2 separate regions of the Mus musculus genome follow, and region 2 is linked to region 1. A link is a loop called in an ENCODE intact Hi-C map of the cell type or tissue named here. Cell type or tissue: left cerebral cortex. All regions are shown on one strand. Each heading gives the region's core, and the rest is flanking DNA. Links, peaks and the distances in the headings are about the cores only. Region 1 overlaps Spats2 (spermatogenesis associated, serine-rich 2). Region 2 holds the start of Gm41398 (a long non-coding RNA gene).

The links. Hi-C counts contacts between places; a loop is a spot of excess contacts. Peaks named below come from ENCODE experiments on the same cell type or tissue, not always from the same donor. Only the 100,000 strongest peaks of a DNase experiment are listed, where the experiment ranks them.
Region 2: it touches region 1 in a loop (2.5-fold over the local background); 2 of 42 quality-filtered maps call a loop at or near these places.

The regions. Positions count from the first base shown.
Region 1 is chr15:99,200,027-99,214,832 of GRCm38, forward strand. Spats2 (spermatogenesis associated, serine-rich 2) reads left to right here. Exons shown (of 13, transcript NM_139140.1): 10 at 5,572-5,681; 11 at 8,807-8,909; 12 at 10,856-11,070; 13 at 12,024-12,440. The coding sequence ends at 12,335. It overlaps Gm46538 (a long non-coding RNA gene), which reads right to left. Exons shown (of 3, transcript XR_001781769.2): 3 at 13,579-13,626. Among named protein-coding and RNA genes, the nearest start is that of Kcnh3, 17 kb to the right of the region's middle. In left cerebral cortex, for the core only: no CTCF peak of the experiment used is centred there; DNase peaks (open chromatin) are centred at 7,513 and 8,179.
Region 2 is chr15:99,017,028-99,031,833 of GRCm38, forward strand. It overlaps Gm41398 (a long non-coding RNA gene), which reads right to left and starts at 7,254. Exons shown (of 3, transcript XR_875654.2): 1 at 6,832-7,254; 2 at 1,894-1,998. It overlaps Tuba1c (tubulin, alpha 1C), which reads left to right and starts at 12,864. Exons shown (of 4, transcript NM_009448.4): 1 at 12,864-13,397. The coding sequence starts at 13,395. In left cerebral cortex, for the core only: CTCF peaks have their summits at 6,469, 7,790 (motif pointing right) and 9,454 (motif pointing right); a DNase peak (open chromatin) is centred at 7,788.

The sequences.
Region 1 (14,806 bases), core at 3,465-11,464:
ATCAGGTGTGCATGGCCGTGCTTTACCCCGCTGAGCCGACCCCATGGTCCAGCGGAGGGTTTTATCTTCATGAGATCGAACTTGTGTGGGAAGGTCGTTTAACCTACCCTCAAACCACTAAGGATAGGAATGCTTTGTTAGGTGGTAGCTCACGAGTCATTGTGCCTGTGGCCACAGCCATGGCAGGTGGGGCCAGAGACCGCTGCGCTGAGCACAGGGAAGTGTGGCGAATACAGCAGAGATGCTGTCTGCTTCTCAGAAGTAGATGCATAAGCACTAAATAGTGTATCTTGAGATGTCTAAATGTCCCAGCTATCTAGCCTACTCTTGTCCTTTGGTTCTTTTATAGGTAAAGGTTCAGATAAACTAAAACTGGTAAAAAGGCACAATCCTTACTTTTGAGAAAAAGGTACTTTTTAAAAATACATCTTTTAGGGGCTAGAGCAGTGGGTCAGAAGTTAAGAGCACTGACTGCTCCTCTGGAGGACCTGGGCTCTATTCCCAACATCCACAGGGTGGCTAAGAACTGCCTATAACTCCAGTTCCAAGTGATCTGATGCCCTCTTGTGACCTCCATGGGCACCAGGCATACACAGGGTAGACAGACATACCTTCAGGCAAAACATCATATACAAATATATAATATGCACACAAAGAAGTGTGTATCTTTTAGAGAGCTAGGAAGATGGCTCAGCCAATAAAGTCCTTGCTGTTCTGGCATGAATATAAGTGTTAGAAGCTGGGTGTGTGGGCACATATCTAACTCCAGCCCCGGAAAAGGGGAAACAAAGCCAGGCGCGGTGGCGCACGCCTTTAATCCCAGCACTCGGGAGGCAGAGGCAGGTGGATTTCTGAGTTCGAGGCCAGCCTGGTCTACAGAGTGAGTTCCAGGACAGCCAGGGCTACACAGGGAAACCCTGTCTCGAGAAACGAAAAGAAAAGACAAGGAGAGGGGAAATAAACGCCTGGCACTTAGGGCTGAGGCCCCAGTGAGAGGCCACGTCCTAAGCCAAGCACTGGAAAGGGGGTCGAGAGATGACCTGTGGGATAAAATGCTTGCTTCACAAGCAGGAGGCACTGAGTTCAAATTGTGGTACCCACATCAAAACTGAGTACAGCAGTGTGGGTCTGTAACCCTAGAGCTGGACACACAGACATGTAGGACACAGGGCCCACTGTCCAGCCAGTCTAGCCAAAACAAGGCCTCTAGGTTTGCCAAGAGACCCTTACGTCATCTTCTTGTTTTATTTTTTATTTGACATGTGAAGAAACTTTTGGAGAAAATGTGACTTGTCCAGTATCATATCTTTTTGTTTTCTTTTTTTCTCAAAAAAAATGTGTTTGGTTTCTAGTTTGTTTGTTTGTTTGAGACAGGATCTCACTGTGGGTCCTGGCTGGCCTAGAACTCTCTTTGTAGACAAGGCTGGCCTCGAACTCACAGAGGATCCACCTGTATTGCTTACCAAGTGCTGGGACCCACAGTCAACCAAAATTGACTATTTCATTTTATGTATGGGGGTGTTTTGTGTACATGTGTGTCTGTGCAGCATCACATGTGTCCCATGTGCCCAGAGAGGCCAGAAGAGAGCGTGGGCTCTCTGGGCAGTTGTGAGCTGCCATGTGAGTGATGGTACTCGAGCCTGGATCCTCTGCTTGAGCCAGTGCTTGTAATCACAAAGCCATTTATTAACCACACAGCCCTAGTTGGTTTTCTGAGTCATGTGATGTGTATGAAGTCATTATTGAGAGCTGAAGAGGGAACTCAGTGGTTAAGAGCACTAGTTGCTCTTCCAGAGAATCAGGGTTCAGTTCCCAGCACCCACGCCATGATGCCTCACCACCCCCTGTAACTCCAGTTTCAGGAGATCCAGCACCCCTTCTGAGCTCTGTAGGTCCTACTGTGTGTCTCCGTGCCGGTGCATAGGTGTACATGCAGGCAAAACACTCACATATAAAATTAAATTTAAAAAATTTTAAATCCTTAAAACATATTTTCTCAATCTTGAAATCTGTAATTTTGCACTTGAAATCCCAGAATGCTGGAGGCTGAGAGGAACTGAGGTTGGTGTGATTGACAGGTGGGAGTAAACCCGTAAGTAGGTCTTTTATAGCTGTTAAGAAAATCAGTGTTAGGCTAGAGAGCTGGCTCAGCACTTAGGAACTCTCAATCTTCACCAAAACTGAGGTTCAGCTTCCAGTGCCCACGTGACGGCTCACAGATGCCACACCTTCAGTGCCAGGGGTGCCGTGACCTCCTCTGCTCTCCACAGGCACAGGGCATACATATGGCCAACATAGATACATGTGGGCAAGCACTCACACACGTGGAAACAAATCTTTTTTAAAAGACAGAAAGCAGGGCCTAGCAAACACAGAAGTGGATGCTCACAGTCAGCTAATGGATGGATCACAGGGCTCCCAATGGAGGAGCTAGAGAAAGAACCCAAGGAGCTAAAGGGAACTGCAACCCTGTAGGTGGAACAACATTATGAACTAACCAGTACCCCGGAGCTCTTGACTCTAGCTGCATATGTATCAAAAGATGGCCTAGTCGGCCATCTCTGGAAAGAGAGGCCCATTGGACACACAAACTTTATATGCCCCAGGGGAACGTCAGGGCCAAAAAAATGGGAATGGGTGAGTAGGGAAGTTGAGGGGAGGGTATTGGGGACTTTTGGGATAGCATTGGAAATGTAATTGAGGAAAATACGTAATAAAAAAAAAATTAAAAAAAAAAAAAAAAGACAGAAAGAAGGGCTGGTGAGATGACTTAGTGGGTAAGAGCACCCAACTGCTCTTCCGAAGGTCCGGAGTTCAAATCCCAGCAACCACATGGTGGCTCACAACCATCCGTAACGAGATCTGACTCCATCTTCTGGAGTGTCTGAAGACAGCTACAGTGTACTATAGAAGACAGAAGCCGGGCAGTGGTGATGCATGCCTTTAATCCCAGCACTTGGGAGGCAGAGGCAGGTGGATTTCTGAGTTCGAGGCCAGCCTGGTCTACAGGGTGAGTTTCAGGACAGCCAGGACTGCACTGAGAAACCCTGTCTCGAAAAACCAAAAAAAAAAAAAAAAAAAAAAAAAAAAAAAAGACAGAAGGAATGAAAGACGAGTGCGAGTGTTGATCTTCAGAGATAGCTCAGTCAGTAAGAGGCACAGGGCTTGAGCCCAGTCTCCAGAACCCACATTTGAGGCTATCTGGCCTCCATGTGTGCACTGCACCTGGCTTTCTTAGCTTCTGAGGTTTTAGCTCAGATGGTCTTACAAAGCAAGCACGGCATTGCTAGCTGTCTCATGACCCTGGGTGTAAAGTTCTGTATATGTCAGTTAGGAATTGACTGCACACAATAGAGTGACCTAGGTAAATGCATTTCCTGTTCTCTTGTGAAGAAGCCCAGAGATAACTAATATATAATTAGCAGGGCATCACTATATATTTATTAGAATGTCAGAGGGGTAACATTGGGACCCAGGTTCCTCTCTCCTTTCTAGCCACCTTTACAGCGTGCTCTGGTCGAAAGATAACTCCTAAGGATTCAGTAAGGGAAGGGTGAGCATCACATGACTCGACCACTGTAAGCTAGAGCTTCCTGTTGGGCCCACCCTCTGCTCGCTCACATCAGTGTTGAAGCTGAGCTAGGGCACACACCATGTCATCTGGAGCAAAGCCCAAACTAGGTGTGGACCCAGGAACATTGGTACTCAACATTTTTATTTTGATTTCGTGCATTTTGGGTTGATTTCTCAAGGCAGGGACTTGCTGTATTGCTGAGACCAGCCTAGAACTCAGTATATGGCCCAGGCTAGCCTTGCCATCACAGTCCTGCCTCAGCTGTCCAGATGTTCAGGTCACAGGCATGAGTGCTCAGACCTGGCTTAACCTGGGGCTTCTGACAGGAAGAAGAGGAGAAGGGCCTTACTCTTTTTAATAGGCTTTGTCACAGTCCTCTGCTTCAGCTGCCCAGTGACCCTCTTTATTATAAAATAAATAGATCCCTTTAAAGGGGGCTAGAGAGATGGGTCAGTGGTTAAGAGTACTGTTCTTGCAGAGGACCTGGCTCCAGTTTCCAGCATCCACATGGTGGCTCACAGCCATCTGTTAATTCCAGTTCCAATACCCCCTTCTGGCCTCTGAGAGCCCAGACACGGTACACACACATGCATGCAGGCAAAAAACACCCATGTGTTTATGTGTATAAAATAAGGTAAAAAGCTAAAGGTTATTTATTAAATAAATTGAATAGATACACCTCAATTTCTTGTCAGTGGCCACCTCTTCAAAGCATAATGGTTGGTCCCTTTGTCTGAAAGGCCACATCCTCTGAATAACTAGAGCTCTCATCAGGCCAGAGATGGCGTGTTGGGGCTTGGGTCCATAAACTAAAGGAAGAGACCATGTCCCCTTCCTCTAGGTTACATCCACAGAAAAAGAGAATTAGAGTAAGAATTCTTGCCACCAGGTGGTAGCGGTGGTGGTGCACACCTTAACCCCAGCACTCAGGAGGCAGAGGCAGAGGCAGGCAGAGCTCTGTGAGTTCGAGGTCAGCCTGGTCTACGGAGTGAGTTCCAGGACAGCCAGGACTACACAGAGAAACCCTGTCTTGAAAAACCAAAATGAAAAAGAAACAAAAGAAAGAATGAAAGAGAAAACAGTGACCAACTCTTGCAGGACAGAGCTGGGCATCATGGCTTAAGTGTGTAATTCCAGTGTGTGGAAGGCTGGGCTGGGCAGAAGATCACATGCCGCCCTGTGCGCAGCGTTCAGACAGGCTTGGGCTTCAGGGTGAGAGGCTGTCTCAGGACAGCCTTGCTGGGTATCAGTTCCTAGGCTGGTGGTGAAGTGTCTCGGCTTATTTGTCTGACAGCTCCCAGCTTGGCTTCCTAGGGAGGACTTTTTTATTTTTTATTTTTTTAATCTGTTCTTTACCATATCTGTAGAAACAGGTGCTTTTTTAAAAAGAAGAGTATAAGAGCTTGAATATCTATCATCAGTTGATGTACTAATTGGGTGTGTGTGTAGAGTGGACGGCCGAATGAGACATGAACAGCAGGTTAACAGTGGCTCTGGTAAAGAGAAGATGGTGTGTCTTATAGACTCGGTTTGAGGGAGGGAGAGGTCTGTGCTCTACATAAAGAGACAGTGTTTGGACTATGCAATGGAAGTTGTTAGTGGTTCTCTGACCAGAGACAACAAAGTCAGAAGTGGGGGATGGGGGTGGGGGGGTATGCTTTTGCTTTTAATTTTGTATCTGTTTGTTCTTGGTGAAATTTGTGTCAAATGTTATACATATTTCTGTCTTCATATGTATACTTCTTGAGAACAGACTGGGGGGTGTTAGGAAGAGGAGAGAGAAATGGGAGATGATTTTATAAGTCCTGTAATTCATACGTGTTTGTCTTTTAACTACCTTCAGAGACCCCTCAGCTGGAAGCTGAGCCTCTGGTATCTTCAGTTTCTGCGTGAGTGGGCAGGCAGCTAGGCCCTTGACTGTCGGGACACACTCTGAGGCAGGTACTCACTGCACCTCTAACTGCAGCATAAACGTGACACTCCTTTTTCTTCCACAGTGGAAATCTTGCTCAGCCGGCAGAAGAAAGCGGAGCTTCTAAAGAAGATGACAGATGTGGCCGTTCGCATGTCAGAGGAGCAGTTGGTTGAACTCAGGGCTGATATCAAGGTGAAACTCCCTTCTTCTTTCATTGACTCTCTGGACCAGCCAGCACAGCAAATCTCCAGGAGTCATGGCTTCACCTAACATCCTAAACCCATGGGCTGCCCTTCTGAGCTTGACCCCTTACCAGACTTTTCTTTTAAATGGTTCTGTCATCTATCCAGTTGTTCTGGTAGGAAATCTTAGGAAATGTCTGCGTTTCTCGAATTAAGTCTGTCAGGAAACTCTGCCCATCCTTGAACTTGCTGTTGAATCTTGTTTTCGTTTCCATTCCACCATAAAGATCTTCAGCACCGTCACCTGCTGCTTAGCCTTCTGTGGTAGGCTTGGTTGAGTCTTTCCAGTTGTCCTGATCGTCCCTTCTTCAAACCTGCTCACACTTTAGGATGAACACTGTAATCCTTACACTGACTGCTGGGCTCGCCCTTGTGCCACCCCAGGCTCCTTTTGTGTTCTTCCTCTAGTCATGTTAACGAGCCATTTGCAGACACTTGCTGGCCCTCCCATTTAAAGAACTCTACGCTTGTTTCCCATCTGCCCCGAGCCAGTGTTGGGCTCCCCTCTTCCCGACTCCTGTCATGTCCTCTGTATTGGGCTTTCATGGCAAGTTAGAGTTTTAGGTGGCAAATCTGTCTGGCTCACTAGACTGTGATCAGTACTAAGTAGTCCGTGGCACACTAGCTTAGAACACATGCTTTTAACAGTTTGCTCAAATCTTGTTTTATAGAGAAATGTTAACAATTTAAGATCTTTACTGTATTTTAATCTCCTCATAAACACGTCTGAAGTTTAGCATTCATACCTTTATTGTTTGTCTAAGGCCTTTCTCACTGTGTAGCCCAAACGAGCCTCAACTTTCAGACACTCTTGCCTGCGCCTCCTGAGTGTAAGGATTACGAATGTGAGCACCATGCTTGCCTGGTATCTTTTAACTTTTATAAATTATAATATTTGGAGCCCTGGAGAGCTGGCTCACAGGTTGAGAGCACTGATTGCTTTTCCAGTACCCACGTGGCAGTTAACAACCATCTGTAATTCCAATTTCAGAGTAACTGATGCTTTCTTCTGGCCTCATAGTCTACATGTACATGCATGCAGTCAGAACCCTCATATACATAAAATAAAAATAAATAAACTTTGGGGGGGAGTGTGTTGGGCGGGGAGGGAGACGTGTGTAAGGCTCTGTGGTTAAGAACGCTTGCTGCTTTGCCGAGGAGCCGGCTTCAATTCTCAGCACTCACACGGTGGCTCACAACTATCTATGGCTTCAGTTCCAGGGCCTCTAACACCCTCTTCTGTCCAAGGCCCCCTAGGGCACCAGCCACACATGAAGTTTACATACATAGACTCAAGCAATTACTTGTTACACATAAAGGAAAGTACATGAATTGCTTAAAAAAAAAAAAAAAAAAAAAAAAAAAGGTATTTCTGAGAATAAGTGTGTGAGCCCCAGACGCTGGATTGTTGTCGGTTCCCGTGGAGAGTGTGCTCTAAGTCATTTATAAACAGGAAGCTTTCGGGGCCAGGAGAGGGGGCTTTCTATTCCTCAGCCTTTCACCGCCGCTGTTTCCAAACATGGGCTTTGCTCCCATGTTTGAGGGGAATGCTTCCCGTGCAGGCCTGGGACAGGCATGGGGTAAGGTAAGCTAGGCCCTCCCGGGTCCGGGTTCACACAGACCCGCCCTCCTCCCCTGAGAACTGATTGGTGTGTGAGAGCCGGCAGGTGTAAAGTGTCAGTGACGTTCCTGCTCCCCGACAGTCCATTGCGACACTGGATGGTATCCCCCTCACACTGGTGCCACTCAGTCTCATTCAGCTGCTTGGGAGACACCAGAAACCCCTTCGTAATTAGGTGAGAGTTCTGGCTCCCCTGGGCGTCATCTGTTCTCTTCCTACGAGGCTAAAAGGTTTCTAGAAATACTCGTGCGGGCTGACTAAGACTCTAATCTGTTTCTTTCCACGTTTTAACACACTGAAGTGGGTGCTGTGCAATTTAAGCGTCTTATTTCCAGATCATTGTACTTCTGTCATTTCTATTATGTCTTTGGCTCAACAAACCCTAGAATTTGTTTCAGAATTAATATGAGGCAGATATTCTGTATCTGAAAGCGCCATTACAAGGAGTTTGTGTGCTCTCCTAAGCTGCAGTGTGCTCAGAATTTTTAGGATGTCAGATCTCAATGGTAATTTTTCTCTCCTTTCCCTATTGGTATTTCTGGATACGTTCCAAGAATTCGGATGTGTTTGAAGCGGGCATCGACTTCCCAGTGAGGAGGTGTGCTCCAGGAAGGAGTTCAGCTGGTGCCCACTTTCTCTGACCTCTGAACTTGGTGTTTCGCCTCCTCCTGTGCAGTGTGGGTGGGTAGAGGGAAGATGCCGGACACCGAGACACTGTTTGTCTCATAGGTCCCTACAGGTGCCTCATTCCTGACATGATCTTGTCGCATACTTTCCATAGTATGGTGAGCTTTTGGCCCAGTGGGCTGGTCAGCACAGTCTGCTTTTAAAAGGATTAAATCGCTTGCAGCACAGATGTCTCGTTTGCAGCCTTGCCTTTCCACGTGAATGGTTTTTCATCTCAAGAAATTGCTCCTATTTCAAAGACTCTGAAGTCCTATTTTATAAGGAGACAATATGGCTTTTCTTAGGAGGTTTCTCCTGAAGGACAACAAACCATCTACCTAACGGGGTCATTGTGGGAGCCATGAGCACAGGCTGCCTCTGCTTCTGTGTAAAGTGGTCCCATGTGGAGAGTGCTCCAGTAGGGAGATGGTTCTTTACTCTAAATTTTCCTCCCTCCCTCCCTCCCTCCCTCCCTCCCTCCCTCCCCTCCCCTCCCCTCCCCTCCCCTCCCGTCCCTCTCTCCCTCCCTCCCCATTCCTATAGGTCATAACCATTAGTTGTTGACCATTTATAACATTTCATCAAACTATGAAGCTTGTCTTCGGACCCTTGAGAAAATGAGTGTATTTGTCTGATTACTCAGTATCGGTAATGGAATGGCCATCTAACAAACTTTAAAGCAGTAACAATGAGAAAGTTAGAGAGACTTCTTTTCCCATCTCTAGATGTGGTTTTAATTCTGTGTGCAGTGCTTGTCTCACTTGGGACCTTTTCTCTCTTTTCTCCAGCACTTTGTCAGTGAGCGGAAATATGATGAAGACCTTGGAAGGGTAGCCCGCTTCACCTGTGATGTGGAGACTCTGAAACAGAGTATCGATTCTTTCGGACAAGGTGAGAGAGAGATCCAGACCTTAGATGCTGAGGAGACTGTCCTCTTGTGGTGAAGGCACACGTGCTGACTGGCCTGTCCACTGCACACACCTAGGTGCCTCTTGTCTTGGGTTTGTGAAAACTCAATGGGCTACATAGGAATCCCTTTGACTGTAAAGACTAGTATTTGCCAGTCCTGAAGTATGAGATAGTTTTTGTTCTTTTGGAGTCTAGACTGCTGGCTACAAACTTGCTAAGTCTCCAAGGCTGGTCTTTCTTTTGTTATTTATTTATTTAGGCTTTTCAAGACAGGGTTTCTCTGTGTAGCCCTGGCTAAGTCTCCAAGGCTGGTCTTTCTTTTGGTTTAAGGTGTGGGCCACCACACCCGGCCAAGGCTGGTCTTAAACTCCCACTTCTCTTGCCTCCATCTTCCAGGTCCCCAGCCCCCAGCAGAGCACTCTTTTCCATTCTGTTCTGCTGAGTTGAGGTGTGAGATACAACAGTGTGAGGGGCAGGCACCCGAGGCAACAGGGCAAACCTGCTTCAGCATTGAAGCCTGGACCTTTTTCATTCCTTCAAGCAGACACAACAGTTCTTGTCTCACTAGGCACATAAGAGACCCTTAAGTGGTGACACCGTGAGTGGGAAAGAGCTGGGCTGGAGGCAGCTTGGGAGTTGAAAGGACTTGCTGATCTCCCAAAGGACCAGAGTTCAGTTCCCAGGGCCCATGTTGGGTAGCTATGAGTCACCATCACTCCAGCCCCAGGCATCCCTCTTCTGGCCTCTGTGGGCACTTGCACACACAGAGACATATACACATATAAAAATAAATCATGGGGCTCAAGAGATGACTCGGCGATTAAGAGCACTTCATAAGCGCTGCTCTTATACAGGACCTAGGTTTGCTTCCGAGCACCTGCATGGTAGAGTACTACCATCCTTAACTCCTGCTCCAAGAGATTCAGCGTCTTCTTTTGACCTTCACGGGGACCAGGTACATAGTGCATGTCTATATTCAGGCTAAACACTTATACACACAAAATAAAACCTTTCTTTTAAGGGGGAGAACATAGAGGGCCTCTGAGTGAGAGTTTGTAGTCAGACATTAACAATAGATCAGGCTCTGAACGAGCTCCCCTCTCCTTCTCAGTGTTGACCCTGGGGCTGTAAGTGCTGCTTGCTCTGCTGTACCATAACACAAAAGAGTGAAATGGTGGCCTCAGAGTGGTGACTGTTAACCCATCACAGACCAGGCTTCAAGCCAAGAGGACATCCGAGGAAGGCTTTAAACCATTGATATCTGACAACATTTTGAATTGAAAATAATAAGAATTTTTGGTTATATTGGTTTATTGAATTTGGGGCTATTTTAGCAGAAAGAAACTTGGAAAGACATGGTTGCTGCAAAGACAAGTACTATTTATATAACCATATAAACATATTTGTATGTAGTTCTATTTATATAACTATTGTCACCTTACGTCACTACCAGGCTGCACAAGTTCTAGTTCTACTTACCTGGTCTGACTCTTGTACCCTTACATCACTGCATTTAAAAAGGATTCAGCAGAGATTTGATTGTTTACATTGTTTTTGCTTTGCAAAGTCTGTCCTTCGGGACTGTTCCTTGGAACATAGGGCCCTTCCTGTCATTCCCAGGGTTTAGTCTACAACCAGGAGTTTAGGAAAAGGGTCTGCTGAGACCCTGTCAGTGTCAGTGTTAGTGTGTGGGGGGGTATGGTATAATCTGTACTCCTCTTTCTAAGAATGTTTTACAAAGCAGTGGGGTTTGAGAACTTGGTGAAGCAGATTCTGTCCCCACTGCACACGGGTTCTGGACCTTACAGCCCATGGCCAGGCTTGTGCAGCCTTTACACACCGGGACATCCCGCAAATAGTTCTTTTCCTTAATTGCTCATCGTGAAACATCACAGGATCACAACATAGTCCACATGTTTCTGTTTCAGTGTCACATCCAAAGAACAGCTACTCAACCCGCTCTCGATGCAGCTTGGTGGCACCTGTGTCCTTGAGTGGCCCAAGTGATGGCTCTGCTGCTTCTTCCTCCCCTGATGCCTCTGTTCCCAGCCTCCCAGGTGCTAACAAGAGAAACTGTGCCCCAAGAGAGGCCTCTGCAGCCATGACGAACTCCAGTGACCGGCCCTGCCAGGCTCATCGGGAGGTAAGCTGGCTCTGAGCGTGCCATGGAAGAGCGACCCGAGTTGTTGGCATTTAAGTGCCTACTGTGTCACCTTCTCCTTGGCTTTCTCCATTGCTGTTTTTGCATCCATCCTGTCTCAGTTCCTACGAAATTGTTAGAGATAGCGTCGCAAACCATCAGCGGACTGAGACTTCCCGTTGCCCCAGACAGCTGACTTTGGTTTGTTAGCAGTTTGTTGTGGGTTGTATTGTGTGGTAATTAGTCACACTGGGAGTTGTGCACCCATCTCAGGGTAGTCCAGGTAGCAAGTTCACCACTGTGTATCTGAAAACTGCAGGACTTGAGAACCCTAAATGGAAAGAAAAAGTGAACCCGCCAGGCTAAGAGAAAAGTCTAGAAAGCAGCAGAGAGATCCAGTCTCTTTTCCTTGGTTTGAAGGATAAATAAACACAAGAGCAGTCAAAAGCTGTACATAGTCTTCAGAACTAAGAGCATTGGACCTGGAAGACAAAAAAGCCAGTCCTGTAAGCTTGCTGGGTTTGGAATGAGAGAAGTGTGCTATCCTTGGCCAGAGCGTGCCATGCCGTAATCTGCAGCTCATAACATAGCACGCAGCACAGCAGACCGTGTGCTTTTACTGCGCTGTGCGCACATTCTTCCCTGGTGCTTAGGACGGCTCTGCAGACGTGTGGTACGGTACTTATCTGACTTCGAGCTTGTAACTTTCCTTCTGTGTTTCCTTTCTTCCTGTGGGCATCTAAAGAGACAAACTCCTGAGAAGAGCTAGGCATGAGAGGCCAGGAGAGATCAGTAAAGGTGCTCTAATTATGATCAAGTGACAGGCTGGACTGGCTGATAGAGCTGATCCCCAGCACGGTTTTGCTATCAGAACACTGCTATAACCCAAACATAAACGAACCAGGCTTGGCCATGACTGAGCCCCCTGAACGTTGTATTGTTTCTCTTCACTGTAGGTATTTCCAGGCAACAGGAGAGGAGGACAAGGCTACCGGGCACAAAGCCAAAAGACCGCAGACCCCTCAAACCCAGGGCGCCATGACAGTGTGGGCCGCTACAGAAACAGCTCATGGTATTCTTCCGGGCCCAGGTATCAGGGTGTTCCGCCACAAGCCCCAGGAAACGCCGGCGAGCGGAGTCGCCCTTACTCTGCAGGGACCAATGGAACTGGAGCCATCTCAGAGCCTAGCCCACCCAAGCCTTCGTTCAAAAAGGGGCTCCCACAGCGCAAACCAAGGGCCTCTCAGGCTGAAGCTGCGAACTCCTGAGGGGAATTCCAGTTAGCCTCTCTTCTCTCCCATCCAGTTCAACCTAATAACTGGACTTTAGGAAATGTATACTTAGATTTAATAACAAAAAGAAATTTATACATATCTCTTTGGGCCATCCTAAATATTTTTGATTTCTTCTCTCCTTTTTTTTTTTTTTTTGAATGAAAGCTGTTTTCCCTTGGCCTCTCCTAGTGATATGGACTGACTCTGGTTGGTCGTTTTCACCAGGAACCAGGGGAACTATTGCCAGTTTTCCCAAAGGTGAGCAGCCTCCTTCCCAGCGCACCTCACCTCCAGCTGCTTACCGCAGAGGCTCCGGGAGGAAGAGTGTCTGCTAGTCCAGTCTCCAGTCCATTCGAGCAGATGCCACAGGTGCCTGCCAGGTTCCCACCAGTTGCCTGAGCGGGAGTAGAAATGAGGGGTTTTATACACTACTGGGTCAGCCAGAAAAGGGAAATGTGCGTCAGTTCGTGAAAGAGCCCGGGGAACGCCCTCTGTCTGGAATGTGCCTGAGGTCTGACATCAAGTCAGGGTTTCCATCCCACACTTGGCACCGTACCTTAACCTGCAGTTTCTTCCAAATGCCCAAAGCCTTGTTTCCGCTTACCTTAGGCTGAAACCCGGCCTAAGGAAATCTATGGGAAAGTAACATTTTAAGTTTTTTAAAAGAAAAAATGTTTTTCTTTGTTTCAGTGTTTGGAGATTTTTGTTGTTTGTTGTCCCTCCCTTTCCTGAATCCTGTTATGAACCAATTTTATATAATATAATTAGTGTTAATCTAAGGTGTTACTCGGCACCGTTGTTGCGGTCATCTTTATAAGTGAATAAATAAAAGCTAGTGCATCACGTGACTCCTTAGCGCCGTCTCTCTAGGCCTCATGGGTAGAAGTCACTTGGGCAGCCTGTTCTGTGCCCTGATGAAGGTGTCTGATCCCAGCTCCTCTGTCCGCTGCTGCCTTGTTTTAGAACCAAATTAGACGGTGGAAGGCACAGCTGTTACTGATGGGGAGGAGCGCTCAGCACGTGGGGAGCACCACAGCTGCCCACTTCTCCCCCAGGCAGCTGAAGGTCATAGTGTGCCCCCCCCCCCCACTGTTCCCTGTCCCTTGATGGGTAGTGAGTGTAACCATGTCTTTGAGCTCACGTAGCAAGTGGTGCTGGCGTCAGACATCCTCCTGCCCCACCAGTGTCTGCCACGTGGTAACAGGGCTTCTTCCCTGTGGATATTCTCGACAAGTGCGGCTGCCTCGGGGCCTGGCCTGGCTCGCAGTGGGGCCCGAACTGCAGGCTGGAGAAGGAAAGGAGTGGGACTGACGGACACTGACTGATAGTGGGTTGTTCCCAGTAAGGCAGCAGTCGCAGTGTGCAGAAGCCTCTTTCCAAGGGCTGAGCACCAAGGGCCTCTGGCAGGAGTTCAGGAGCTTCAGGCTGCCTTTCCTGATGAATTGTCCTACCTTGACAGGAACCCAGACACTGAAGTAACCCCGAAGGGCTAAGAGAGCATCCCTCTTTTTTGTCTCCCCCTTTTATCATAAAAAAGAGATCATGTTGTCTGTTTGGGGCCCTACTCTTTAGCCACCTTGAAATTTTACCGTTTTGGTTTATATTTTAGCCTAGGGGTTAAATCCAAAGACACACGGGTAAGCAAGTGTCTAGCATTAAAATATACCTTCAGCTCGCTCTTAAGTTTTCCTTTTGAGACAAGAGTCTTCCTACGCTGCCTTGGTAGACCTCAAGCTTGTGCTGTGCTCACCTCATAACCTTTTGAAAAAAAAATATGGAGAAACAGCTGTTGGCAAAGTTGGTCTGCAAGTTTATCGGCCCGGCGCCGGTTCCTATCCCCAGCCAGCCAGTGCAGATCTGGAAGCCCAGAGCTGGGGAGGCGCTGACAGATGGTCCCAGGATTTTCCTGGCCCTGGATTCTAGCCAGTCAGCAGGCCAAGTTCAGTGAGAGACCCTGTCTTAAAAAAACAAGGTGGAAGTGCCAGAGGTGTGGCTCAGTGGCTAGGACCACTTGCCTCTTCAGAGCACCCATGTTGGTTGGTTCACAACCCCTGCAATTCCAGCTCCAGAGAAACAGACGCCCTCTCCTGGCTCCACAACTCCTGTGCCCGTGTGGTGGAAAACAAGGTGAAAGCCAATAGACAATCACTTCTGCCATGAACCTTTGACGTATGTGTACACACATACCTGCATGTTCCACACATACACACACAGACACTATACACATATCACATACACTAGACACATACATATACACAGTATATAGACACACTGCATACACATACATTCTATATGCATATACACTATATACATATGTACATACTATGTGTGTGTATGTGTGTATATATATATATATACACATATACATATACATATATATATATATACATACTGGTTGGATATATGGTTGACTGTTTATAATCCATGCTCTTGGGAGGCTGGTCACCAAAAGTTCAAGGCTAGCC
Region 2 (14,806 bases), core at 3,246-11,245, 180 kb before region 1:
CTTTTAAAAAACAAATAAGACAAATCAATTTCTAATGGCTTTTTTTCCCTTTTCTTTTTCTTTTTTTTTAAGAGATAGCAAGAACATGAAATTGGGAGCATAGAAAATGGGAAGGACCTAGGAAGAGTTGGGGACTAGAAAAGAATATGATAAAAATATATCATATGAAAATCTACAAAATATATTTGTTTGTTTATTTATTCATTTATTTTTTTGAGACAAGGTTTCTCTGTGTAGTCCTGGCTGTCCCAGAACTTGTTCTGTAGACCAGGCTGGCCTTGAAATCAGAAACCCACCTGCGTCTGCTTCCGAGTGCTGGGACTAAAGCTATGTACCACCAGCTACAAACGAGTATACTTAAGCAATGAGCCATCTCCCCAGCCCCGTGAATCATCAGGAAGTCGCTACAGTTTTCAGGGTGCAGGGTAGAGTGGCGAACTGTGTCTGGCCGATGATGAAATCTGGTTGGTTGTTCAGTTACTTAGCCTACAGTCAGATCAGGCCTTCTGGAATCCCAGGCTACCCAGAGCAAGGGTCATCCCCCCTCACACAGGGAAAACTTGGCCCAAATATAGCTGGGGGCCTTTCCTGTACTCCTGGCACTTGCAGTAGCTCAGGTTTTGCGCGCTTGTTGACAGAGGAGCAATCAGCCATGCCTGCCTCCTGCTACCCTACCTGCTTCCCCTTCCCACAGTGCCTTCCCCATAGAGCTTCACCCCGCCTTGTCTTTAGATTTGGCCATGGCTGGCTAAGAAAGAAACCGCCTTTCACCTGGCTTCCTCTTCTTCCAATTCCCTAACGATGTATTTAGAGTTGGGTCTTGTGCGCCAAGAGGCCATGGAGACCCCAGCACAAAGGAACAAATAAGCACCAGGAAAAGGTGGTTTCGCAGCTTGCTGGCGGCCCACAGACCAGGTTAATTCTTTTCTCACTGTACAATAACTGCCTTACTACTGTTCATTTCTCTGAAGAAGGAGCGAGACAGCCAAGCAACCTGAATTTTAAGTTTGTTTCTTTGTTTTGAACACAAAGGAATTTTCGCCCCCCTCCGCAGTATGTGAGCCAGGCTCTGTCCCTTGGGCTCCATACAAATACGTGGAGCTGCGGCGGGAAGGGAGTAAGTTGATTTTTGTAGCTACAAGCTGTTCCACATCAAGTATTTACAAGTCAGCAGGGACCACGGCTTACCAAAACAGAGAACTATGTAATTTAAAATGAGGAAATCTTGATCTACCAGAAACATGAGACCTTTCAGGGTTTCTAAACAGCTTATATTCCAGACTCTGTTGGAACAAACTATGCTGGAGGGGAAGGGAAAAGTGCCCAGACTGCCATGCACGATAAACTCGCAAAGAGCTTTAAAAACAAAGGCTTGTGAGTGTAGGTCCTCGTCCTTCACCAAATCTCTACAGGGGCTGGACCATTCTGGGCTTGAATGATAGAGGAAATAGATATGCTTACAGTTGTATATATGAAGGTGGTTCTATACTAATATGTTGGATTTGTTCTGAACTATTTATGTAACTTGTTCTCCCTTCCTGTCATGTGGGGGTCCTGGGGATCAAACTCAGAACACTGGGTTTTGTGGCAAGTGCCTTGAGACACTGAGCCATCTTCCTAGCCCCGTTTAGGTTTTATGAGAAGAGGGACTTGTGTAGCCCAGGCTGGCCATGAACTCAGAACATAGCTAATGTTGGCTCTGAGGTTCCTAATCCTCCAGCCTGAGCCTCATAAATGCTGGGGCAGCACGTGGTCTACACTTGATACTCTGCTGTTTTTGGACAGGAGGTGGTGCTTCAGAAAGGAAGGCATTAGCCACACTGGGCATCTGCTTACTCCTTGAACCACAGTAATGGCAGGCAGAAGGACCCCAGGAAGGGCAGGGTCACATACCTGGTTTATACCTGTAACTCCAGCACTTGAGAGGCAGAGGCCAAGGTCACGGAGCGGTCAAGGCCATCTTTGTCAGTCTCAGAGCTAACCAGTGTTACATGGGACCTGTCAAAAGGGAAAAAAAAACGTAGAGATTAACGGGGTTTGGGGAGGAGTCATACAATTTTAGTCATGTGAACATGCACGGAGGCGGATGCGCAAAGCGAGTCAGAAACAAGATGGACGAGCCTTACATAGAACTCTAAAAAAGGCCCAGGGGTTAGGCCTTGGGGAGAGAATTAAGGCAGAGCAGCAAAGGCTGCGCGAGAAAGAGGTGCACGAGTCAGCCTGGGTTGTCTATGAAAAGGGAGCCTCCCGGAAATCCATCGCGGGATCTGCTCTCACTTTCCGTTAAAGAAGCAAGGCTCCCGGACCTGAGAAAAGCCTACGCCTACAAGGCTGGGTACTAACGTTGACAGGGATAAACTTTCTTTGGCCAAAGCACAGATTTTGAACTATTCTCATGACTGCAGAGGGGCGGTGGGGGTGGGGAGTCTGGGAACTATCCTGAGTTAGGAGACCCTCAGAAAACCAGGGCAGTCTGCTGTCTCCGCTGGTGGTGAGAAGCTATAAAAGGAGCGCAAACTGTCAGGGGCATTCCCCTTCAGGCTGCCTGGGTGCTTTCTACACTCGGGAATAAATACAATTATTGGATAAACATTGCTATAAATAGGGAAGTTTCCAGGCCCCAGGGTACGGCATACTTACTGGAATAATAATGCTCTTAACTGAAAAATGTGAGTAGGTATTTTTAATTTTCTGCAACAGAATTTTAAGCTTGTACGCTAAACGGATGAAGGGTCAAAGGGATATTTGGCGGTTGTTGTTGGTCTGTGGAGCTGGGGGTTACACCTAGGATCTCCTTACATGTTAGGCAGAAGGCCTGTAAGAAAGCTCGTCCGTCCTGTTAGAACACAGAAATGGGAGCAGGGTTTCATCAGAGACCAAAGCTGTTTTTTTCTTTCTTTCTTTCTTTCTTTCTTTCTTTCTTTCTTTCTTTCTTTCTTTCTTTCTTTCTTTCTTTCTTTCTTTCTTTTTCTTTTTTTGTTTTATTTTGTTTTTTGTTTCTTTTTTTGTTTTTTTTTTTTTTTTGAGACAGGGTGGGTTTTTTTGTGTGTAGCCCTGGCTGTCCTGGAACTCACTCTGTAGACCAGGCTGGCCTCAAACTCAGGAATCCGCCTGCCTCTGCCTCCCAAGTGCGCCACCACGCCCGTCTGAAAGCTGATTTTCTGTAGTTATCTTCCAGAATGGAGCTAGCAAAGCCAGGCCTAATAGGAGGTCTCTGGGGAGACTGAGGCAGGAAGATCTCAAGTTCTAGGCCTGCCTGTCTACAGTACCACAGCTAGTAAGGTGTATGCAAATTGCTAACGAAAGGGGGCAGAGTCCAAAATGCTGCTCAGGTCTGAGAAAGCAACTTGTAAGGACTCTGGTGGGTGGGCTGGGGCTGGGGCGTGGCTCAGTTGGTTGAGTGCTTACCTAACATGCAGGAAAGTCTGGGTTTGAGCCCCAGCGCCACCTAAGCCAGGTATGATGGCAACATAGATGTAATCCTGGCACTCAGAAGGTGAAAACAGGAAGACTAGGAAGGAGTTCAAAGCTATCCCTTCTACATAGGGAATTCAAAGCCATCTGGTCTACAGGTCTCAATAATTAGGAAATATAAGCTGAAAATGCTATCTCGTTTAAAAAAATATTTTTTTAAAAGATTTACTTATTTATTTATTATATGTAAGTACACTGTAGCTGTCTTCAGACGCACCAGAAGAGGGCATCAGATCTCATTACGGGTGGTTGTGAGCCACCACGTGGTTGCTGGGATTTGAACTTCGGACCTTCGGAAGAGCAGTCGGGTGCTCTTACCCACTGAGCCATCTCACCAGACCCCCCCCTTTTTTTTTTTTAAAGATTTATTTACTTATTTATGTATTACATGTAGGTATACTGTAGCTGTCATCCAGAAGAGGGCATCAGATCTCATTACAGATGGTTTTGAGCCACCATGTGGTTGCTGGGATTTGAACTCAGGACCTTTGGAAGAGCAGTCAGTGCCCTTAACCGCTGAGCCATCTCTCCAGCCCTTAAAAAATATTTTTATTTTATTAATATGTCTGTGTGAGTGTATGCTACATGTGTGTGGGTGCCCAAGGAGACCAGAAGGGGGTATTAGATACCATGGAGCTAGAATTACAGGCAGCTATGAGCTAAACTTGGGTTCTCTGGAAGAGCAGAGAGTATTTCCAACAACTGAGTCTAGTTTCCAAACTCTGTTTCCGAGTGTTTGGTAAAACATATTTCCAGCATTGCAATAAATAATAAGTAAATAAATAAACACTCCTCATTGTGATGGTTATTGTTGTCAACTTGATAGAAATTTCAAGACGCTCAGGAGTTGGGCCTCTGGCCATTCCTACAGACAATTATCTTGATAGCCTTGAAGAGGGAAGACCTGCCCACTGTGGGCGGTGCCATTCCCTATCCACTGTGAGCGGTGCCATTCCCTAACTGGGTCCTGAACGGAAAGAGTAGAGAAAGGGAACAAAGCGGCAGGGTGCACAGGTTGCTTTCTGTTGACTGATGGTTCACGTGATCTGCTACTTCACGCTTCTGCTGCCTCACAATCTGCACCCTAAACTGTGAGCCAGCATCAAACCTTTCTCCCTTCAGTTGCTTTTGTCAAAGCAATAGATAAAATTACTAAGAGGTTTGGTTAAAAACCTGGGCTTAGGGCTGGAGAGATGGCTCCGCGGTTGAGAGCACTGATTGCTCTTCCAGAGGTCCAGAGTTCAATTCCCAGCAACCACATGGTGGCTCACAACCATCTGTAGTGAGATGTAATGCCCTCTTCTGGTGGGTCTGAGGACAGCAAAAGTGTACTCACATATAATAAATAAATACATCTTTTTTAAAAAAGAAAAAACCCAACAGCCTGGGCTTGTAGCTCATTTGAAGTACTATGCCTTGCATACCACGCCCTGAGTTTTGTCCTCAGTATAGCACAGACCAGGCATGGTGGCACTCGCTACCACTCAGCTAAATGTCATCCACAACTAAATCAGACTTTGAGGCCAGTTTAGGGTAGGAGACACTGAGTCAAGAAACAAAAGCATGGGGCTGGAGAGGTGGTTCAGCAGTTGAGAGCACTGACGCTCTTCCGGAGATTCAAAGTTCAATTCCCAGCAACCACATGGTGGCTCACAACCCTCTGTAATGGACTCTGGTGCCCTTTTCTGGTGTGTCTGAAGACAGCTACAGTGTACTCATATATATGCAAAAATAAACTAATTTTTAAAATTAAAAAATAGAAACAAAAGCAAGCACTGAAAAGATCTCTCAAAGCCATCTCAGACAGCACGAGCTGTACTCCTAGCACGCACAGTAGTCAGCTCGCAATCACTTGTAACTTCAGCTGTGGGGAACCAGATGCCTCTGGCCTCTAAGCATCTGCACTTATGTGCTCATCCCACGCGCACGCACACGTTTACACGCAATTTTAAAGTAACAAAGTAAAACTTTTAAAAAGGAAAATAAGAACGAAAACTCTGGCTGGAGAGATGGCTCAGCGGTTGAGAGTACTGACTGCTCTTCCAGAAGTCTTGAGTTCAAATCCCAGCAACCACATGGTGGGTCACAACTATCCATAATGAGATCTGATGCCCTCTTCTGGAGTGTCTGAGGACAGCTACAGTGTACTTACATATAATAAGTAAATCTTGGGCTGGTGAGATGGCTCAGTGGGTAAGAGCACCCGACTGCTCTTCCAAAGGTCCAGAGTTCAAATCCCAGCAACCACATGGTGGCTCACAACCATCTGCAACAAGATCTGACTCCCTCTTCTGGAGTGTCTGAAGACAGCTACAGTGTACTTACATATATTAATAAATAAATCTTTAAAAAAATAAATCTTAAAAAACAAACAAACAAACAAAAAACAATGAAAACTCCAGGGTTTGGAGAGATGGCTCAGCGGTTAAGAGTACCAGATGTGCCAGGCATAGTGGCACACGCCTTTAATCCCAGCACTTGGGAGGCAGAGGCAGGCGGATTTCTGAGTTTGAGGCCAGCCTGGTCTACAAAGTGAGTTCCAGGACAGCCAGGGCTATACAGAGAAACCCTGTCTCGAAAAACAAAAAAAACAAAAACAAAAACAAAAACAAAAAAAAGTACCAAGAGTACCAGATGTTCTTTATGAGAACCTGGGCTGGATTCTCGTCATTACCACGGCAGCTCACACGTGTCTCTAACTCCAGTCCCAGGGAGTCTGATACCCTCTTCTGGCTTCCACAGGTACCAGGCACACATGCAGATTTTTAAAAATCTTTTAAAAATATTTTTAAAAAACTAAAAAAAAAAGAAGATAAAATATTTTGCTATGAAAGTAAAGAAAAAGTATAGTTACATATAATTAGATATAAAGTCTTGCTGGAGAGACAACTCAGAGGTGAGCAACACCAGCTAGTTTTCCAGAGGACCAGAGTTCAGCTCCCAGCACCCATAGAGGCAGCTAGCTCTCAAACTTATGTGACTCCAGCCCCAAGGCACCCAATGCCCTATTCTGGCTTACACAGGCACTGCACGCACATGCATATAGCATGAATAAACACACACTCATACATAGATTTAAATTTTTTTAACATTAAAAATAATTAGCTGGATACTGGTAACAGATGCCTTTAGTCCCAGCACTCAGGAGTCAGAGGCAGGAGGATCTCTGAGTTTGAAGCCAGTCTGGTCTACAGAGCGAATTTCAAGACAGCCAGGGCTACAGAGAGAAAATCTGTTTTTTTAAAAAAAGATTAAAATCTTTCAAAAAATAGTTATATCTTCTCATCTGAAATAAAGGAAAAGATGGAACACTGGACCTTGCTTTGTATCCCCAAATGTCCCTGTCCTTCCTGGTACCTGAACATTTCTGTCGGGTGTCCCGGCTCAGGCAGTAGGGGTGAGGCTGCAGACAGACACCACAGGTCTGGTTCCTCTTGCTTTGTTTCCTCATAGGATTTGCATTAGTGACAGTGAGGAGGGGCCGTACCTTCAGCACCGTGGAGAGGGCTTTGCTAGCGGTGGTCTTCCAGGTGCAGAGAACAGAGCTTTGAATTTGTCTTTCATTCTGGTGTCTCTGAAAATCACTCCTGCATCTTGGCCATAATCCCCTTCTGTTTGATGGGGTCAGTGTCCTGGACGACTTCCAAGGTATCTCCAGACTCCTCCAGTTAGTAGGCCACTTGGCAGGGGCTGGGCCTGAGATTAACAGAGGGTCAGGATGGCTGGACTAAGCATGGACTAAGTGCAACCAAACTGGCCTTAAACTCTGTGTAGCCCAGGTTGGCCCAGAACTTGCTGAGGTCTCCTGCCTCAGTCTGAGTGCCAAGGATACAGGATAAGCCTCCAAGCTTAGCTTTGATCTAGTGCAGTGATTCTCAACCTTCCTGACGTTTGTCGACCCTTTAATACAGTTCCTTATCCCCAACCGTGAAATTATTTTTGTTGCTACTTCATAGCTGTGATTTTGCTGTTGTGAATCATAATGTAAATATCTGGGTTTTCTGGTGGTCCTAGTGAACCCCTGTGAAAGGGTCGTTGGGGATTGTGGCCCACAGGTTGAGAACCACTGGCTGAAGTCTTTCCCCTGCTTTGTAGCTATGCTGAAAGACATTAGCTTACAGTTTGTTTTATCAAGCAGAATAGGTCTGCAGGGATTTTCACTGAGTAGGTCTTCAGGGCTTCTCACTGAAGGGTTATTTTAATTTTGGTATAGACTTATATACCAAAATAAAATATTATAGGAATGAAACCCAGGGCCTTGAGAATGCTAAGCAAGAGCTCTACCAGCTCAATTTCCAGAACGCTCCAGCAGGGGGCAGCAAACCTTAACACGTCTCTCAATGCTTACAACTATTTCGCGAGAGTACTTTTTGTATGTGTGTTGGAGAGGAGCAGAAAGGTCTCCTACAGCCCCTGGCTGACCTGAAGCTCCCTATGTAGACCAGGATAGCCTTGAACTCTCAGATATCCTCCTCCTGTTTCCACATCCTGGATACCAGAATACAAACAAGAGTACATTAACAACAACAACAAATCCCATTGATTTACTGATTGTGTACATGTGTGGGTACCCACATGCCACAGTTTGAGTGTGGAGCTAGGAGAAAAGCTTGCAAAAGGTGGTCTGTCCTTCTACCCACGTGGGCTGTGGGTTCGAATTTAGATCATCAGGTTTGGCAGTGAGCATTGTTACCCACGAAACAATTATATTGCCCAAAGAGGACTTTTTAAAAATTATATATATATATATATATTTTTTTTTTTTTTTTTTTTTTTTTTTTTAGTTTTTCGAGACAGGGTTTCTCTGTGTAGCCCTGGCTGTCCTGGAACTCACTTTGTAGACCAGGCTGGCTTCGAACTCAGAAATTCGCCCGCCTCTGCCTCCCAAGTGCTGGGATTAAAGGCGTGTGCCACCACGCCCGGATATTTTTATTTATGTGTATTATTTTGCCTACATGTATGTCTGTGTGAGAACACGGAACTGAAGTTACAGACAGTTGTGAGCTGCCCTGTGGGTGCTGGAAATTCAACCAGAATTCTCTGGTAGAGCAGCTAGCACTCCCAACCACTGAGGAAATGGTAACTTACTTTGTGGGTCTTGGATGACCCCCAAACAGCCGAATCCCGAAGCCCCGCCCCTGCGTGCGCCAGCCTCCTGAAAGCTGCATAGCTTTAACGACGAATCTTTTACTTCCTGTACATGCTAATACCCCAGGAGTCCAGAACCACTGGCGCAGTATCCCCTGCACCGGGGGCTGGTGCCCAGGAGGGTGTGACTGCAGCCTGGGCTGAGAGTCGTTGGATGAGGGAATGGAGGCTGGCCTGATCTTGGTGGGGTCGCAGCTGCTCCGCTGAGAATGTGACAGCTCTGTTCTGGATTGAAGGCAGCGGCAAGGCCTGAACTTCGGGAACTTCACGTACAGGGCTTCCTCTCCCTCTTCCTCTTCCTCTTCCTCTTCCTCCTCCTCTTCCTCTTCTTCTTCTCCTCCTCCTCCGCCTCTTTCTTTCTTCTTCTTCTTCTTCTTCTTCTTCTTCTTCTTCTTCTTCTTCTTCTTCTTCTTCTTCTTCTTCTTCTTCTCCTTCTCCTTCTCCTTCTCCTTCTCCTTCTCCTTCTCCTTCTCCTTCTCCTCCTCCTCCTCCTCCTCCTCCTCCTCCTCCTCCTCCTCCTCCTTCTTCTTCTTTTAAAACTATTTATTTATTATATGTGAGTACATTGGTTCTGTCTTCAAACACACCTCAAGAGGGCATCAAATCCCACTGCAGATGGTTGTGAGCCACCATGTGGTTGCTGGGAATTGAACTCAGGACCTCTGGAAGAGCAGTCAGTGTTTTTAACTGCTGAGCCATCTCTCCAGCCGTTTTGGTTTCTTCTTAAGCTTCTCTCTTCCCTAATATTTGTCTGTGTTTCAGATTTTATTTTGTGCGTGGGTGTTTTGCCTGTATGTTTATGTACTGTATGCATGCAGTGACCACAGAAGCCAGCAGAGGGAGCTAAATTCCCTGGAAGCGACTGTATGTAGCTTGTGGGTTCTGTGACTCTAACTCAGGTCCTCTGAAAGAGCAGGCGGTGTTAACTGCTGAGCCATGTCTCTAGCCCCTTATGTATTCAAGCTGAAAAGTATAGAAACTGTCCTGCTTTTCTTTTCTTTTTTTTTCAAAATATTTATTTGTTTGTTTGTTTATTTATTTTATGTACATGGGTACGCAAGTATCGGTAGCTGCACAGATGGTTGTGAGCCTTCATGTGGTTGTTGGGAATTGAATTTTAGGACCTCTGCTTGCTCCGGTCGCTCCGGTCTGCCCTTGCTTCATCTAGCCCAAAGATTTATTTATTATTATTCGTAAGTACACTGTAGCTGTCTTCTGATGCACCAGAAGAGGGCGTCAGATCTCATTACAGGTGGTTGTGAGCCACCATGTAGTTGCTGGGATTTTTTTGTTTGTTTGTTTTTGTTTTTCGAGACAGGGTTTCTCTGTGTAGCCCTGGCTGTCCTGGAACTCACTCTGTAGACCAGGCTGGCCTCGAACTCAGAAACCTTCCTGCCTCTGCCTCCCAAGTGCTGGGATTAAAGGCGTGTGCCACCACTGCCCGGCAGTTGCTGGGATTTGAAGAGCAGTCAGTGCTCCTAGCTGCTGAGCCATCTCTCCAGCCCCTTTTGTGCTTTTCTTACCTTTCACCTCTTCACTGGGAATTAAACTCAATCCATCATAAATGCTAGGGAAAATGGAGTTTCCCAAATTGTTCAGATTGACCTCAAACCAGTGGTCCTTCTGCTTCAGCCTCCTAAGTAGCGGCGTTTACAGGCATGCTCCACCGTGTGGCGTTTACAGGCATGCTCCACTGTGCCAGAGCTCCTCACCATGCATCAATTCCATCCCTCTGGCCTTCGCATTCTGCCCAAGAACACCACAGGCTTTCTGTGACTGGAAGCTTTTGCTCCAGCTGCTGCCTGGTCCATTCCTTTTTGTTTGTTTTGAGACAGGGTTTCTCTGTGTAGCCCTGGCTGTCCTGGAACTCACTCTGTAGACCAGGCTGGCCTAGAACTCAGAAATCTGCCTTCCTCTGCCTCCCAAGTGCTGGAATTAAAGGCATCTGTCACCATTGCTCGACTTCTTTTTATTTCTTGCGTTTTTATTTACATAGACTATGTGTTTGCTGCGGCATGTGTATGGATGTCAGAGGACAACTTTTGGGAATTAGTGTTACAGGATACTTGATTATTGTACATAGAAAAGCTAATTGTTAGCAAAATATAAGAGTTTAAATAGATAATTGCATTTGTCAAAGGCGGCTAAATGAGTCCTGTAGAGATGCAGTTTAGGTGCGCCTCTAAAAGCCTCATTAGATAAGAATGCTAAAAAATGGAAAGTTCCTGCTAACTTTAAGGCAACTTGCTTGGGAGAGGTTCTCTCTCTCTCTCTCTCTTCCCACTTTCCCATTTCCCCTTTCCCCTTCCCTCTTCCCTCTCCAGTACTCTCTTTCTCCCATCTCCCCTTCTCTCTCTCTCTGCTTGGAAGAGTCTTCTTTATGGAAGGAGCTCCAAGTAAGGGCTAGGGATTTTTCTCTTTGACTTACAGGAAAACAGAGACACAGCTGGCAGGACACAGGTAAAACAATATTCTAGGAAAGAGAGCTAAGAAGCCCTCTCCGGTTTGGAGGAGCTCAAGAGAAAAGTAGACTAGCTCTGTAGATTGACTCAGAAAGAAATTTATTTTTTTAAAAAGAGATTTATTTATCTAAGTACACTGTAGCTAAAAGAGGTTTATTTATTATTATATCTAAGTACACTGTAGCGGTCTTCAGGCAGCACCAGAAGAGGGCATTAGATCTCATTACAGGTAGTTGAGAGACACCATGTGGCTGCAGGGATTTGAACTCAGGACCTCTAGGAAGATCAGTCAGTGCTCTTAACCACTGAGCCATCTCTCCAGCCCCAGAAAGAAATTTCTAAAGAGCTAGCAGTTTAGTTGTGGAATCAGGCTTGTAAATAGATATTTTGTATGTAGTTAAGAAAAAAAAGAAAAGAAAAGAAAGTTGCCTTGCTGAGCTAGCAGGTCTTTACCATAGTTTAAGCCTCTGGTACTTTATTGGTATAAAGATTAGATAATTTAATCAGTTACAGTTGGTTCTCTCCTTACACTGGATAGGTCCTGGGAGTCAAACTCCCAAGTTCCTCGGGCTTGGTGGCAAATGACCTTACCACTGAGCCATCTTGTCTGCCTGTATTGTACCACTTTTCACAGCCATCCCTGGCATTCTAGTCTTTTCTATTTGAAACAAAGTAGCCTGGATCAAATTTGCCAGTCTTGTCCCCTGCCTGCTGAAATACAGGTATGCATCATCACATTCAAATAAGGGCGGCTTTTTAATTTGTGTGTGTGTGTGTGTGTGTGTGTGTGTGTGTGTGTGTGAGAGAGAGAGAGAGAGAGAGAGAGAGAGAGAGAGATTCTGTGTACGTGCATAGGCCAGAGGTCAATATGTTCCGTCTTCCTCTATGACTCTCCACCTTTTTTTTTTTTTTTTTTTTTTTTTTTTTTGAGACAAGGTTCCTCACTGAACTCTGATACTGCAAGAGCAGCTGGCCTGTGAGCTCCAGGCTCTTCCTGTCTCTCTCTCCTTAGTATGAAGAGGACAAGCAAGCACACCACTCCAGTTCCTTAAACTTTCCCAGGGATCTGTCTATCTCCTCAGCAGGACTGAATGGCACTTCTGAGAAATCTGCTTTGCGGAGTTGTTCAGACAAGTCTGTCTAGTGCAGGGCAGTGGGGCAGGGAAGTCCAACGTCTCCCGCGGTGGAGACACTTGCCTGCTTTGTTTCCCGAACTCTCCTCTCCTCTTGACTGTAAAATGAGGAGAGGAGCCCCCGGGCTCTTGGGCCAGAGAGAATGTGGTACTACAGAGTGAACTCTGCATCCCACAGACGCAGAGAAAGGAATTAGTGTGGATCGCCTGGGTTTAGCTTGAGCACTGCAGCGGGGACCCATCTTGGGGGGCGGGGGGGAGTTACGAGTTCCTCTCATAATGGGCCGAATAATTTTGTGCCTCTTAAGGCTCTTAAGACTCGGAATGTTTGCTTAAAGAGGAGCTGAGGCAGACTCTGCCTTCGAAAATAAAAGGGCGCTCGGGATGCTCTGGCAAATATCCTCAGGACTTGGGGGAAGGGTGGGGAGAAGGGAGGAAGGAGGAGAGGGCTAGCCTTCTAGAAGGCGGGAGTAAAGAGTAAGGTGCTTAGGACCCATTGGAGGCAACTGAGACCTAGGTTAGGAAAGATTGCCTTCAGGGGCTGCAACCCTGGTGATGTTGTAACCGGCTTTGGCTTGAGCTAACTTCAGCTCCACCCCTCCCACTGTGCCGTCAAGTTGACTGGGCGTTTCCATCTTGGCCCCCTGAAGCTGTCGCAGTCACCACCCTGCCGGCAGCCCCGGGTCACCTCTCTGGCTCACTCTTCCGGGCTCCAAGGCCTGGGTGGGGCGACCGAGCCACAAGTGCGGCGGCGATCAGCTGTGAGTCCCCGGTGGCTGAGCCAGGCCGCCCCCCTCTCTACCTGGGACTTTCTTCCGGCCAGAGCTCCACAAAGATCTCGCTGTCCTCCAACTTCCAATCGCCTTCCCCACCTTCTTCCCCGCCCCACCTGGCCCTGGCGTGGACCCTGGGTGTCTCCTCCCCTTCCCACTTCCAGCTCCTTCTACGGAGTTTGATTTGAACTTTCGAACCCGCCAATCATCGGCTTCGCTGCGGCCCGGGGCGGGGTCCGGTGTCCGCCCTCCCGACGCGTGGCCCGGCCAGGGTATATAAGCCCTGTCCTGGAGGCGGACCTTACACAGCTTCTCCCCCGGACTCCTTGGTAGTCTGTTAGTGGGAGATCTTCGTCACCCTTTTTCACTTCCTCAGTTTTCGCGGACCACTTCAAGGACTAAATATGGTGAGTATGGCTTTGGGGTAGCGGCGAGGTCGTCTGAAGGGACCGCGGGAGCTGAGGGCTGCCCGGGAGACGATACCTGCAATAGCCCCACGACGGCCGCCTCCAGTTAGACTGGCTTCTGGCGTTTGGGGTGTGAGAGCCTAGTCCACTAAACTAGTGTCGCTTTGGGCTGGAGGGCTCGTCCCGATCCTCTGTCTCGATCCTCCTGGGAGAGCATCCCGTCTCGGCCGCCGGTCGCTCCCGGAAAGGCAGGGAACTTTCACAATGATCACGAGAGTTTGGAGAAACTCAAAGGTCTCCATTTTCCTCAAATGATGTCGCTCTCCCAGCTGGGATAGCCCAGAGGACCTCGTGCGCTCTGGACAGGACTGAGCAAATACTTCCGGGCACCGTCTCCACGCCCTGTGACTCGCTGCTGAGTCACCTGTGGCCAGTCCCCGGCCCTTCCAGCTGCAGCTGTGCACCTGAGAAGGCGAGCTCCTCCGTAGGAGGGAATAATTGGCGTCAGATCCCCTAAGCCAGCCTAGTTTTTAGTGTTACTTCAACGGCATATTTATATTTAGCCCAGTTAAGAAAAAATGTCCGTAAAAAATTTTTTTTTCAATTTAAAGCTAGAGTAAACTACCAACAGCGGGTTTTTTTCTCTCCCTTCCCCTCTCCCCCCCCTCTCTCTCTCTCCTTCCTTCCTTCCTTCCTTCCTTCCTTCCTTCCTTCCTTCCTTCCTTCGATAAAGGGTTTCTTTGTAGCTCTGGCTGTAATAGAACTCACCCTGTAGACCAGGATGGTCTGGAACTCAGAGCTCTGCCTGCCTCTGCTACCTGAGCTGAGATGAAAGGCAAACCACTTGGCTTGCACTTTGGTTTTTGAGTGTCTTATGCTCATGCCAGTCTTGAAATCATTATGTGGCCAAACATGACCTTCAACTAAAACCAAGATCCTTCTGTCTCCACTACCCAAGAGCTAGGGTTATTCACCTGGTTAACAATGTATTAGTTCAGTTTTCAAGAAAAAAATGGGTGAGGCTATCAAACCCTGGGCTCTGGAGGCAGCGGCAGGAGTATCTTCTGAGTTCTGGTCAGCCAGCACAATGAGACCCGGTCTCAAAAGCAAACAAAGTTACCAGGAACTCAGCCCGGCTTGGAGGAGAGTGGCTAGTTCTCTAGACTTTGGAGGCTGAGACAGGGAGGGGGATTGCTCATCATGAGTTTGGGGCTCCTTAGTCCCTAGTGAGTCCCAGGCTAGAGCGGGCTACAGAGTGAATAATTTCGGTAAAAGGAACCTCCCTGCTAAATAAGTTTTAACTATTTGAGAGACCATTTACCTAGCCTGCACCTGGTCAGCTGACAATAGAAATTTAAAAGAAAGGCTGGAGAGATGGCTCAGCTAAGAGCACCAACTGCTCTTCCAAA